Regions from separate parts of the Mus musculus genome. Here region 1 is linked to region 2. A link is a contact called in ENCODE Hi-C or POLR2A ChIA-PET data. All regions are on one chromosome and are shown on one strand. Each heading gives the region's core, a stretch centred on a gene start or an enhancer-like site at or near the end of the contact. The rest is flanking DNA. Distances are from core to core; before and after follow the strand shown.

Region 1 (6,281 bases), core at 1,319-3,818, 76 kb before region 2:
GTTCTTCATTCATCTCTCACGCGGCTTCCACTGCCTGGTCACCCTGGAGCCACACACCCCCTTGACTTCCAACCAGTGGATGTTGCCTCCAGAGGCCCCTAGTGACTCATGGCCACACTACAGGGAGAGCGCATCCCCCGCCCTCCTGGAAAGGATTAAACTCTCTGCTGAGCTCTGAGCATCATCCACTGTGTGTGTGCTTGGCGGTGGCGGTGGCGGTGGCGGTGGCGGTCTCCCTGGTGGCGAGCAGGTCTTGTTAACCACAGCGTGAACTGCTGGAGCAGAGCCATCAGAGCCCTTCTCCGGGTTACTAAATGTTTCTGAGGCAGTAAGGATCCTCTGAGGATAGTGACAGGCTCCGGGCAGAGGAGTCACGAGGCAGAGGCACTTGGAACCTCCTAGTTCTCCAAGGGGACAATACATGAAGTGTCTTGGACCTGGGCCAGGGGCTCCAGTCAGCAGAAGCTCCGGGGCCCAAGGCAGGAACAGGAAGTGACCCTCCCACCAGCTTCTCTCTCAGGAGCAAAGCCAGTCACCAGGCAAGCTGGTTACCCAGGGAAGGGAAGCTCTATGGGGGTTTTTATCAGCTGACTCATTGTCTGAGGTCAAAGCTGCGCTCTGGCAGGAGTCCACAGACAGGAGATGGTTGGCGGTGGCAACTTCTCTGACTTCTCTTAAGCCAGGACAGGGTGGGTCTAGGCTGCTCTGAGCTGAGATTCGATGACAGGATCGCTCAGACAGGTTTCCCAGGGTTAAGTGTGACTTCAGCCACAGGAGGAATGGGCCAAGGCTGGCCCCCACGCTTCAGTCAGGAGCCTGATGGATGCTCCAAGCACTTTACTGGGGACACCAATCAGACCTGAAGGGCAGATGAAACTCACACTCTTGCCTATCCTGCCCTGCCCCAGCGGGGAGAGGTGCTCTCCTTCCCCTCCCCCTCCATCTCTGTGGTTTAATTAGTACTTCCTAGCAGTACAAACCCTCTGGGAATGGGGCTGGAGAATCCCGGGAAAGCCACAGCTGACAGCGGTTCTTAATTAGCAAGGCCCCCTCTAGGCGCCAGGCTGCCAGGCCGCCGGGAGGCCCAGCAGTACAGGGGAAGCTCTGGGGCTGGCTCCTCCACTGCAGTTAGGTTATGGCCAGCTAGAGACTGCAGACACAAGGACCCCGGTGCTGGCTGGCATCAGGGACCATCAGAGTTAGCCTACAGTCCCGCCCCTACTCCTCCAAAGCAGTCACAGCTATTGTCTAGCCAAAGATCCAAGGCACTCTATGGTTGTTGTCTGTCTCAACCTGGTGCCTCTGGGTATGTAGACCCCTAAAGAAGTGATTGCCGTCCAGGCCACCAGAGGACACAATAAGACACCACTGTGTAAAGGGGCAGGGCCTTGGCGACCCCCTCCCTCCCCAGGCTTAGGGAGGCTCTGGCCTCCTAAAGCAAGCAACGATGAATTTGTGGTACTCTGTCACAAGTCTGATGTAAGGGTTGCCTTAATCCTAGCATCTTCCAGTACCGGGTGCGTATCAAGCTCACCTAGCAGAAGAGTCTGAGGACCAGGGTGAGAGGTCAACCTCGCCCCCAACTCAAGTTCTCAACAGAGCTGTGGACAGAAAACAGCCTGCAGGAACACCCCCACATACCCCGCCTCCATCCCCATTACCCCCACCACGCCCACACCTCTGGGCGGCGCCACTCACCTGGCGGCTCTCGCTTCTCCAGACTCCATTGACGGTTTTAGTGGGGGCAATAGTGACCACTGGGGGAGTGCTGGGGACACTGTGACCCCCGGGGGGGACGATGATGGGGCCCATGGGCACTCGTTTGGGCGTGCTAGCTGGAGAGCTATGGTTGGTGGCTGGAGAGGACACTGGAGATGACTCGCTGCTCAGTGAGGACCCTGCGGAAAGAGAACGAAGCAGCTCAGGGTCCTGTGTGTGTCACACCACCACCCACCGCGCCCACGCGTCTTGCCATTCCAGAATGCTCATGGGGAGTGAGGCCCAAGAGCGGGCAGGCAGGGACGGACCCACAGCCATTCTGTGGCCTCCCTTGTCATACTGCCTCTCAGGCGTGGAGGTGGAGAGCTATTTTTACACTTAAAAAATCTGAGATGTCACTCACTCTTTTAAAACCACGTCAATGTACCTCCGGTGGATCGGCCATATTGAGTGAATGCTACTATACCCAGAACAGCCTCACGACCCCAGAAAGAAGCAATGTGTTTCCCTTGCCAACCACCCCCAGCAGCAAAAGGGAAGAGGGGCAGGTAGGTGGCGGTAGTGAGGCAGCTTAGTTCTTGGGAGTGTCGGTTCCAACAGAACTTGGTAGTGAGGGATGGTCTCTGTCACTAACATAGCCCCCTCTTTCCCGGGACAATCATGCTACCTGCGGACACATGGCACGGCCTCTTTGACTGCGGAGGCCCATGTGTAACTTGTGTAATTGTACAGCGCAGTGCCCCGAGCAGTTCCAGCCAAGCACACCTCTTGTTCACATGACTACCAGGGCCTGACCTCAGCAATCAGGCTGAAGGCTGGAGCCTAGGGAAGAATCTCTCAGGTCTCCAATGGGCACCACACCCACTGCCTACAGCCTGAGAACTCTCTAGTCTCAAGTGGGTAGCGGGCAGCAGCAAGCCCCAAGGCTGGGCAGTGTGAACCCAGCACGGTGACCGCCCAGCACCTGCCAGTCAGAAAGCACAGGAGAGCAGCTAGGCTCAGAGACACGATGGCTCGGGAGGCCAGCTTCTGGGAGCTGATGGAGGCAAGCTACCGGTTGGTGCAGCCAGACCTGGGGACTGACCAAGAACCTTGGCACGAGCGAGCTACCATTCAGGAGCCAGGGAGGGCGTGGCATTCTATACCTCCCTAGATTCAGTAGGAGGGTATCCCTCTGTGCACCTGAGAAAGCCAAGGGGCCAGAAAGCCACACCCTAGGCCTGCAATGCCCGTCACTGTATGTGTCCAAAAGTGTCAACTAAACACCCCGGAGAAAGTCCATGCGGTCTGTTGTGAATCATGCCCACAGCCTTGGGCTATACCGAGTCCCAGCCCTGCCTATTCTATACAGGAATGCCCCAACAAGGCCCTCAGCCACATTCACGAGAGGACACATGGAACAGAAAAAGCCGAGTCAAGCACACAGCGTGGGATGCAACCTCCTTGCTCAGAGACAGTACCTCAAAGGGTAGAACATAGCTCCTGGGGGGGGGGGGGGACGGACGGATGGATGGACAGAAAGGCAGGGGCCCAACTTTTCAGCCCAAGCTGGCCCAGAGCTGACAATCAGGTTGTCTCCACGCCAGGCAAAAACGCAATCACTTTCACATTATTTTTAGGAATCCTCCTATTGCCTAAAACAGCAACCTGTTCGGGTGTGCTGCGCGGTCCTTCCCAGGGGAGCCACGGTATGATGCTCATGTCTAATACGCTATCGATCTCTGTGTACGCGGAAATCTGTGTGTGCGGGTACACATGTGGCAGAGGCCAGACAACAACCTTGGGTGCAGTCCTCGGGACACTACTTACTGTTTCTAAGACAGGCTCTCTCCACAGCCTGGAGCTCAAGTCAGGCTAGACAGAATGGCGGGGGGTGGGGGGTGGAGGTCCCCTAGGGCTTTGTGTGTCCATACTTCCTTGGCATGAGATTGGGAGTGGAAGATAGCATGCCTGCCTTCAAACAGGTATGTTCTAGGGCTCAAACTCAGGTCCCTCAAGCATTTTACTGACTGAATCATCTCCCTAGCAACTCCTCCTCCCCTCCCCCTCTTTTGAGATAGGATCTCAAGCTGGAGCCCTGCCTGGTCTGGACTCATGGCAATCCTCCTGCCCTCGCCATCTGAACCCTGGGATGAAAGGACAGAGCCACCTCAGCAGAGCCAGCCCCCCCCCCTTCTCGCTTGATCACCACCATCAACCTGCGGAACACTTTTATAACCTGCAGCCGTGCCTGTTCCGCCCCTGAGACCCAGCAGCCTGAGAGGGTGACATCTGTAGGCTCTGGGCATTCCCTGGCCCCCTCTGCTGAACGGTGTCTCCCAAACCAGAACTCCATCCATACCTCAAGGTTGCTGACCATCACCGAGGGGGACAAGTCACCTCCCCCAATTCTTCAGCCATGGGACAGTTGCCTGGCCCTACCTGACAGCTACTGTGAACAGTAGCTCCCACCCACTGCACAGACACGAACACAAGGGCCAGGAACATGCTATCCTCACACGGGAGCAAAAACAGTTAACACTTCCACACACAGAAGACCACCGCCAGCTACGGCAGTGGCCGTCTCACACACTAACTATCCAGGTGACTGCAGGCGCTGGACCATCATTGAGGGCTCTGGGCCCTGCTGAGATAGGTAGCCAAATGACCCTCCTCAGGGGGCGAAATCAGATGGTGCCTCAGGGACCATCCTAGCTCCTCTGTACCCCCCCCCCCGCCGTCTGTATAAGGGACAGGGCAGTCCCAAGGCAGCCAGCTCAGCTGGCCCCTCTCTGCCCCTTCCCATGCTAGCAATAGCCTGGCCCAGCAAGGGACGAGTATGGGGCAGGCAGGCTCTAGTGTGGGGCTGGCTCAGAGAGGATGAGGCTGGCCATGGACAATTAGCAGCCTAATCCCGTCGGAGGTGGAAGGCAGAGGCCAGTGCTCACCAGCGAGAGCCCTGGGATCAATACCTCACAAGGCGCTGCCAATTAGCGAGGCTGGCGCCTGGCTCCCAGCCCTGTGCTCTCTCTTTCTCTCTAGCTGTGCTGCCGGAGCAGGCAGGTCCGCCATCGCTGTAATTAACTGAAGCTATTCAGCCAGAGTGGTGGGAATGGGTCAGAGAGCCAGGGCCGGGCTGCAGATGAAGAGGCAGAGGGGTGCCTGCATCACCTTTGCTGACTGACCCCACAGATGAGGCCAAGGCCCTGTGGGGCAGTCCGTGTTATTAAGAGCCAAGACCCCCAAAGGCAAGAGCTTGGGCAGCCTTAGCCAGCTGGTGCAGATATGAACTGCTGAACAACACCTGCAATGGCCCCTTTCCCTGAATATGTCAGTTGAATATGTGCATGTCAGTTCGAGCACGCAAGATGATTTCAGGTGCTTTCCTTAACGGCTCTCCCTGTATTTACTGACTCTCTCACTGAACCCGGAGCTTGACTGGTGTGACCAGCTTAGCAAGGGGGGGGGGGGTGGTCCTTCCACCTCTGCCTCCCCCACACAGGTTCTAGAGATCTGAACTCAGGTCTGGATCTCTGCACAGCAGGTACTCTTATCTGACATCCCTGCTGGGAGAAGTGGTCCCACATCTCAGGGCTGTCCCTCTTGTCCCTGCAGACTCAAGCGACTCCCACCAGTTAGTTGTGGGGGTGGGTGTTAAGAAACAAGAAATAAACCCAACCAACACTACATCCCAACCACTGCCCGGGCACCATGAGGAACTGGCAGCGAAGGGGACCTAGGACCAAGGGCACAGTGACAAACACCAGGCAGGGAAGTGCTCTGGAGCCCCCAGAGTGTAGCACAAATAGCCAGGCGTGCAGCAGGAAGTTCCAGCAGAGGTATCCGCCATGATATGCAGCTTTGAGGAGACAGTGAAACTGAACCACGGGGTGGCCATATGCTGCCGGACAGGACTCTTCTCCTGCTCTGCCAGTGTGTCTTCACGCATGTCACAGGTCTGGAGGCTGGGTGGCCTCAGTGTCCATCCGCGAGGGAACGGGGCTGGTGGCGGTGCCGTTAAACCCCAGTCAGCAGTCAGGAAGGGGCTGTGACTTGAGAGAAACTAACTTTCCAGTAACACCTGTTGGGCAAAGAACGTGCCGTGACCAACCACAGCACCAGTCCTGAGAACTGAGGCTGGCAGGAGCCAGTGAGGATCCCTTGGAGCTGAGCTCTGTCCCACTGCCACTGCCGTGTTAGGACACTATGAAGATTGTGTGGGGGTGGGCGTGGGATGGGGGATAGAAAGAGGAAGGAAGGAGAGGTGGTAAGAGGGGTGGAGAAGGAAGGACCATCATCCTGATGTCCATACACCCTGCTCACCTCCTGTCACCTCAGGGCCAGCTGTGGCTCTGGACTCTGGGTGGTTCTCCCTCCCCATCCTGGTCTCTCTCCTCCACAATAGCTAGCCCCGCTGCTCACACCTGAGACACAGGCAGATGGGGCTCCAGACACCCCGCGAAGATGCCTCCACCTTGCCAGCTGTAGACTGACAGGCAGGCAGGCAGGCAGGCAGGCAGGCCATTTGTTTGGTTGTTTTCTTTGAAAGAGGCAGATTTCCAAGGAGATGAACCCAGGGTGTG
Region 2 (5,922 bases), core at 2,068-4,567:
CCTGTGCGCCCCTACGCGCCCTGGTCTTGGGACCCGAGGACCTGGCGCACGACTCGCTTACCTGGTAAGTAATAGAGAGGCGGCTTCAGTCCGAACATGGCTCAGGTTAGAATTCCATAGTGGCCAGAGAGGGACGAAGAAGGAAATGAGGGGAAAAAAAAAAAAAAATCAAGCCCAGCAATGAAACAAAACCAGCGTCCAAGCCACGGCGCTCAAAAATGTCCAAAACAATAAAATAAAAGCAGAAGAGCGATCCCCGGAGCACCGTGGGTAGAAACCAGTTTGTGTTTTTTCCTTTTCCTTCTCCGAGATGATCAAAGGCTGCCTTTCCGTCCAGCGCCCGGGCAGGTTCGGCCACCTCGGCCGGAGCAGATCCACAGTGAGGTAATTGACCAAGGAAGGGCTGGAGCCTCCACGGCGGCCCGGCGTCTTCGCCGCGTGTGTATTTTCTGCCTTTTGGACTTGAGATGCAAATTAAAAAAAAAAAAAAAAAAAGGAGGGGGAGCTGGCGGAGGGAAGAGGGCGGGAGAGCAGAAGAGGAGAGAGAAAAATAAAGGGGGGCGGTGAGGGTGATGAAATTGGGGGGTTAAGGTCTTTAGGGATTACTCATTGGAAAGAAAAAGAGACAGGAGAGAGAGAGGAAAAGGGAGAGAAAAAAAAGCACCCCCTAAGACGTGCGAACAGCAATCTCGCCTCCATTCAGCCATTTGAATGTCAAGGGCGAGGGTCAAGAGACCTGTTTCCAACAGGGTTTCACGTTCAGAACCAGAAGGGAAAAGGAAGGGGGGCGGCGGGAGGGGGCATCTGGTTGCCAAGGAGAAATCGGCTTTGTTTTCGTTTCCCCTTAGCTACTGGGTGAGGAGGGGCGGGGTGCGGAGAGGAGGAGGGGGGCGCTCGGCAGGGGTGCTGGGGGGTGGAGAAAATTAATACCCAAACAGCCAAGAAGTACCGAGGGGGCAGATTTCGCCTCGTCAATGGGAGAGGCAGCGGCGACAAACAAGTCTTGGGCTAGGGACGCTGGTGAGGGCAGGCTCCCCTCCCCCCCTCACCACCAGCACCCCCCCCTTTTTGGTTATCTCCCCGCCCGGCGTCCCACCACTGACTCAGACGGAGGGGGTGGGGAGGAGGGAGAGGAGGAGGAGGAGGAACTCGCGGGGGCGCAGCCGGCAGGAGCAGGAGAGCGGGAGGCGAGAGCGCGCGGCGGTGGAGAGCCCCTCGATCAATTTTCATGCAAGAATCATTATCGGTAAATTGGAAAGCTGGCTGCCTGACAGCAGATTTGTCTCCCCTAATGAAAGCGAAAGGGAAGGGGCGCAGCGGCGGGCGGCTCCTTCCGTCTGCGCCGCGTCCTCCTGGAGCTCCCGGCTGCGCGCCGCGGTGACGAGAGTTCCACTTGCGACCTGCCCGTGCGCGGCCTCAGAGCCTTACGGATCAGACCCGCTGCCCAGGGCTCCAGGCGGATGCTCCCACTTCCGACTGCAGGGTGCTCCCCTCGGCCCGGGAGCCGGCCGTTTGCAAACAGTGGGCGACTGCGGGCGCCGCCGGGGCCCCCTCTGGCTGCCCAACTCCGCGCTCTGGCCGTCGGCCCGCCCTCGCTCCTCCCCACCCACGTCTGACAGCTGCGGGAGCCCGGAGCACGACCTCCCCCCCGCGACCGTGCCCCGGGGAGGCCGGGGCCGCCCTTTGTGCAGCCCGCAGCGGGCTGCGGAGACCGCGCCCGGGAGAGCTAAGGCCGGCGGTTGGCCTCTCTCTTTCCTTTCCTCCCCCCACGCCCTACCCCTTAAAAAATCCCTGTTGCAAGTGTAATCAAATGCTTGATACCATCTCCCACACTCTCCTGCACCCGGGCATTATCAGATCCGGGAAGGCATGCTTCCAGGCAAACAGACCTAATAAATGCTATTACTGGGACTCTGCAAGCCCCGGCTGCACCATAGTAACGAGAGCCCGGCTAATTTGGTTTAAGCAAACGACCGACTGCACTGAGCGTTAGTGTGGCGCCTGTATCTCCCCTCCCCAGCCGCCGCGCGTTCACACCAGCTCAAGAAGGCCCCAAGTGATAATTCCCCAAATCGAAGGGGAAAAAACCCTGCCGCCAAACCACATCCTGTGCGCTCATTGTCCAGCCCAGCGATTTTAAAGAGACAGCGTCCATTTACCCACACACCAGCCCCTACTACTAAACGCACGCGGCAAAGCAAGTATCAAGATGCGACCATTTGTTTTTCAAGGCCTTTTATGGAAGCTCTCCCTACCGCCGTGGCGCGACTACCTGGGGTTGTGTGACTCTGTGACACTAATGGTCACCTTTTGACCCCAGATCCTCAGGTCCTAGTCCGCAGGTACGCACAGTAGGAGCCATTGTCGCGCCTGGCTAGGGTTGCTGCCCTGGCCCTCTAACCTCACCCATCAGGGGTCCACAACCAGTGGCCCTGAGATCCGAATAAACCCGGTGAATTCGGGTCACTCTCAGATTACAGGCCTCTAGGGGAGAGCTCTAGAGGGCACTTTGAGGGAGGTGGGGGCCAAGCCTTCTGATCCTTGCTGCGCCCCCCTCTGCAGCAGACCAGACGAGCGCGATCCCGTGGAGGGCGCCTGGGCCCCAAGTAGCAGGAAGGCGCCGCTGCTGGCCTCTAGCCGCTCTGCTACGCATGACCCCAGAGGTCGCGTCAAGCCCTAGGCTGCCGCCCTTTGTTTCCGGGGCTGCCTGCGAGGCGAGGACACACAGGCCGGACTCGGGGGTCTAGGGTCATAGCATCCATCACCTGCCCGCACTCTTGGGCTAGGTGAAGGAGAAGGGACCAGGCGCCGCTCACACACATACCCCACTCCCAGCCCCCGCCCAACTTCCCGACCCCTCACAAGCTCTAGCTGTACTTCAGGGAAACGAATAAAAACTATTTTTAAAAGACCCTAAACTATCAGTTTGTGTTGTCACTCTTTTATTGGTTTTTAATTCCCCGGGATTACGGGAACAACAGTAGTAATTAATACGAAACCTTCCTCCACTGTATATGCTAATGGCAGGAGCCATAAAAATTAATTTGCAAACATGTCATTACACAATAGCTATACAGGCAATAAACCTGTAATTATGGGCCAATCACAGGCAGGGTACAGAGGGAGGATGCTCCCCCAATAGGCTGGGCACCCCTCCTTCCTTCCCCTGCTAAAGTAGGAGAAGTCATCCTGAAAAGAGCATCCTTGAAGCCACCTGTGGAGAAGGCTGTCCAGACTGGATTCCAAACTACCTCGCTTCTGTGCCAGCCACTCGGGGACTATTGGGGACCCGTACTGAGGCAGGGGAGGCCTGGGCCTGGCTTGTGAAGAGGCCACGAGTGGGAAGGGCAGGCAGAGAGGATCTCCTGATGGCGGGGCAGCGCTGCTTATCATCCCTCTATCATTGAGCCTCCCGAAGAAGAACCTCTCTCTCTCCTAATAAGAAGCCCAATGCCTGCATCCAATTATCGAAGCCCGTGCAGGCCAAGTCCTAATTGCACCGAGCCACACCCTGGGGAAGGAGACTAGCTGTATGATGTTACTGATCTAGCTCAGTTCCTTCACCCCTGAGTCAAGGCTCAGAGTAGGTTAGTAATGTTTCCTGGTGATAGGGACCTCCGAAGGGTGGAGCTCTCTCCATTCTACAGGGGCAAGAGTAGTTACCCCACAGACCCCCCCCCAAATAAACCTGGTGCCAAAACATCTAAGAACACAAAGTCCCGCCCACCCCCACCCCCACCCCCCAGCAGCAGCCAGCGCGGGTGCTGGCTCTCTCTGAATGGTTGAGTTGTTTGCCTAATGTGGCTGAACAGGGTATCTGGCTGCACTTTCTCTTTCCCACTGGCCCCTGTGGCTTTGCTGTGGTGGGTGGACCCCATCACTACAGCCATTCATATCCCCATGGGGAGCCAGCCCTCTACCAGGCATGTCTGTGGCCTCCTTCCTATTGGGACATGTGCCCAGCACTCGCTCCCACCACAGCCATGCGGACACACCAGTGCTGGCTGTGGGTGTTTGTATTAGGCTGTTGCCCTCCTATGTTTTACGCCAGAAAAAGGTGGTCATTACCTCTCTCCTCCCCCAGAGCATGATGAGCCAGTATCTCCTCTCCCTCTGTCTCTGTTTCTGTCTCTGTCTCTGATGGAGAAACAGCAGCAATTAGGAAACTGGACCACCCAGGAACCATCCTTCCTCTGGGACTTTTGGGAGGCCGGGACACCACATGGCATCTTTCCTCTTACCTCCAGAGAGACAGACCACAGTGAAAGCCACCCAAGGTTAGAGAGGAGAGGGGTTGACAACCCCCATTCGCCCATAGAAAAGAAGGTAGGGGTTTCAGGCTGCCCTGCAGAGATGCATGACACCAGCAGGTCTCCTCTCTGAAGATGCTGCCTGCCATACTGGCTGCCCCTTCAACACAGAGAGGCCCCCACACTCCCTGCAGCAGGGCCACCCTTGCCAGGGCTCAGGCAGAGCCCAGCCAGCGCCAGCCAGCTGAACACAATAAAAATAGCCCCGTACACATGCTTAGGCAGGCGGTTCTCTGTCAGCTGTACCCATCGCCTATCATGTGCGGTCCCCCAGGCCAGGCAGCCAGCCTGCCTTCCTGAGGAGCTGCACACAAGGAAGTCTCATGCCACAGACTCCAGAAAAGAGTGGAGGCTGCAGGGCCAAGTCTGCATGGCTCCTGGGACATGCTGGATCCTCCAGATGCCTGTCTGTCCCCTCTGGCAGGGCAGTCGGGCAGCAGATGCCCAGTGTGGGCCAGGCGCTGCTCTGAGCATTCTTAAACAACCCACAGAATCCTTTGGAGTATCCCTGTCACCCTGCTCTTCCATTCTCCAAGTGAGGCATGGGGAAGCAGATGCCGGATCTGGAGTTTGAGCCCTGGAGGTCTATTCCTAAGCCCTGAGTACCCTGTCTCCTCATCTGGAAATTGGGATGGATCGTGCATGCATGCATGCATGCCAGCATGCATGTGCGGTCCCCTAGGCCAGGCAGCCAGCTTGCCTTCTCGAGGAGGTGTACCCAAAGAAGCCTCATGCCAGAAATGAGTAGAGCCTACAGGGCCAGGAAAGAGTGGGTATGGGTGCTTCCAGCACCTAACCAGCCCAGGGCCCCCACAAACATCTGGGATTACTCCCAAGACCATATAACACTGGCGATGTCAGCAGTAGTGACAGGTGCACCTCACTGTGTTTGGCTCCATCCTCCTGCCTTTCAGTGGCTTTGTTAGCATTTGGAGGACTTCCCTACCTACTCCCACCAAACAGACACGTCTTGTAACTCTGTACGCTGCATGCTAAGGCCCAGTACTGTGAGGTCCACTGCCCAAGGGCACAAAGGGAGCAGCCACACCCGCTTCTCCCTCTGGCCCTGGTGCTTAGGTGACAAACAAACCCCTGAGATAAACCCCAGATTGTAAGCGAAAGGCCTGAGCTCACAGCTGGCCCTGACATCTGTGCCTGGATTGGCTTCCATCTTTCTACTCCTTGTGTCCTGACCAGGTGTTTTACCCATTTTGGGATCTCACAAGAATTCTAGAGTCCAAGCCCTGTGCTATCCTACCCTGTGCAGTGGGTTGAACGGTGGTCTTCCAAAGATGTGGTCTGGTACCTGGGCCTGTGACGTGGTTCTGAAGATGAGGCTGAGCAGGTATGGTGAAGCGTGGGTGGGATCCTTCCTGAGTGCTGGGTGGCCCACGGAAGGGTCCAGGTGAGGTGGGACATGTGTAAGCCTATCACTTGGAAAACTAAAGCTAAAGCTGAAGATAAAAGGACCATCAGTCTGGCTGCGGACAGCAAGGCTTGGAAAGGAGGGAGCTCGGCTGGGCTGCTCTCACTCCTGCACCAAGGAGGCAGAGGCAGGACGGTCCCTGCACCCTGCATGTGAGGCCAGCCTGGTCTGAACCACAGAAAGTTC

The links. A loop is a pair of places that touch in the nucleus more often than their neighbours do. ChIA-PET counts read pairs that join two places held with the same protein, here RNA polymerase II (POLR2A).
Region 1: POLR2A ChIA-PET joins it to region 2 with 10 read pairs in Patski. The contact joins two enhancer-like sites. A Hi-C loop is called at or near these places in 1 of 37 maps with a recorded cell type or tissue (v-Abl transformed pro-B cells). POLR2A ChIA-PET finds 5 or more read pairs at or near these places in 2 of 5 experiments (Patski and embryonic stem cell).

What each region holds. Positions count from the first base shown.
Region 1 is chr8:120,558,243-120,564,523 of GRCm38, reverse strand. Gse1 (genetic suppressor element 1, coiled-coil protein) reads right to left here. Exons shown (of 16, transcript NM_001145896.1): 3 at 1,699-1,898. Among named protein-coding and RNA genes, the nearest start is that of Mir7687, 23 kb to the right of the region's middle. Within about 2 kb of position 2,568, at least 1 of the 3 ENCODE cell types and tissues checked has a DNase peak (open chromatin) inside an H3K27ac peak, as active enhancers do.
Region 2 is chr8:120,483,291-120,489,212 of GRCm38, reverse strand. Gm51556 (a long non-coding RNA gene) reads left to right here. Exons shown (of 2, transcript XR_003947480.1): 1 at 1-64; 2 at 311-1,936. It also overlaps a transcript of Gse1 not described here. Among named protein-coding and RNA genes, the nearest start is that of Gm51556, 4.2 kb to the left of the region's middle. Within about 2 kb of position 3,317, at least 1 of the 3 ENCODE cell types and tissues checked has a DNase peak (open chromatin) inside an H3K27ac peak, as active enhancers do.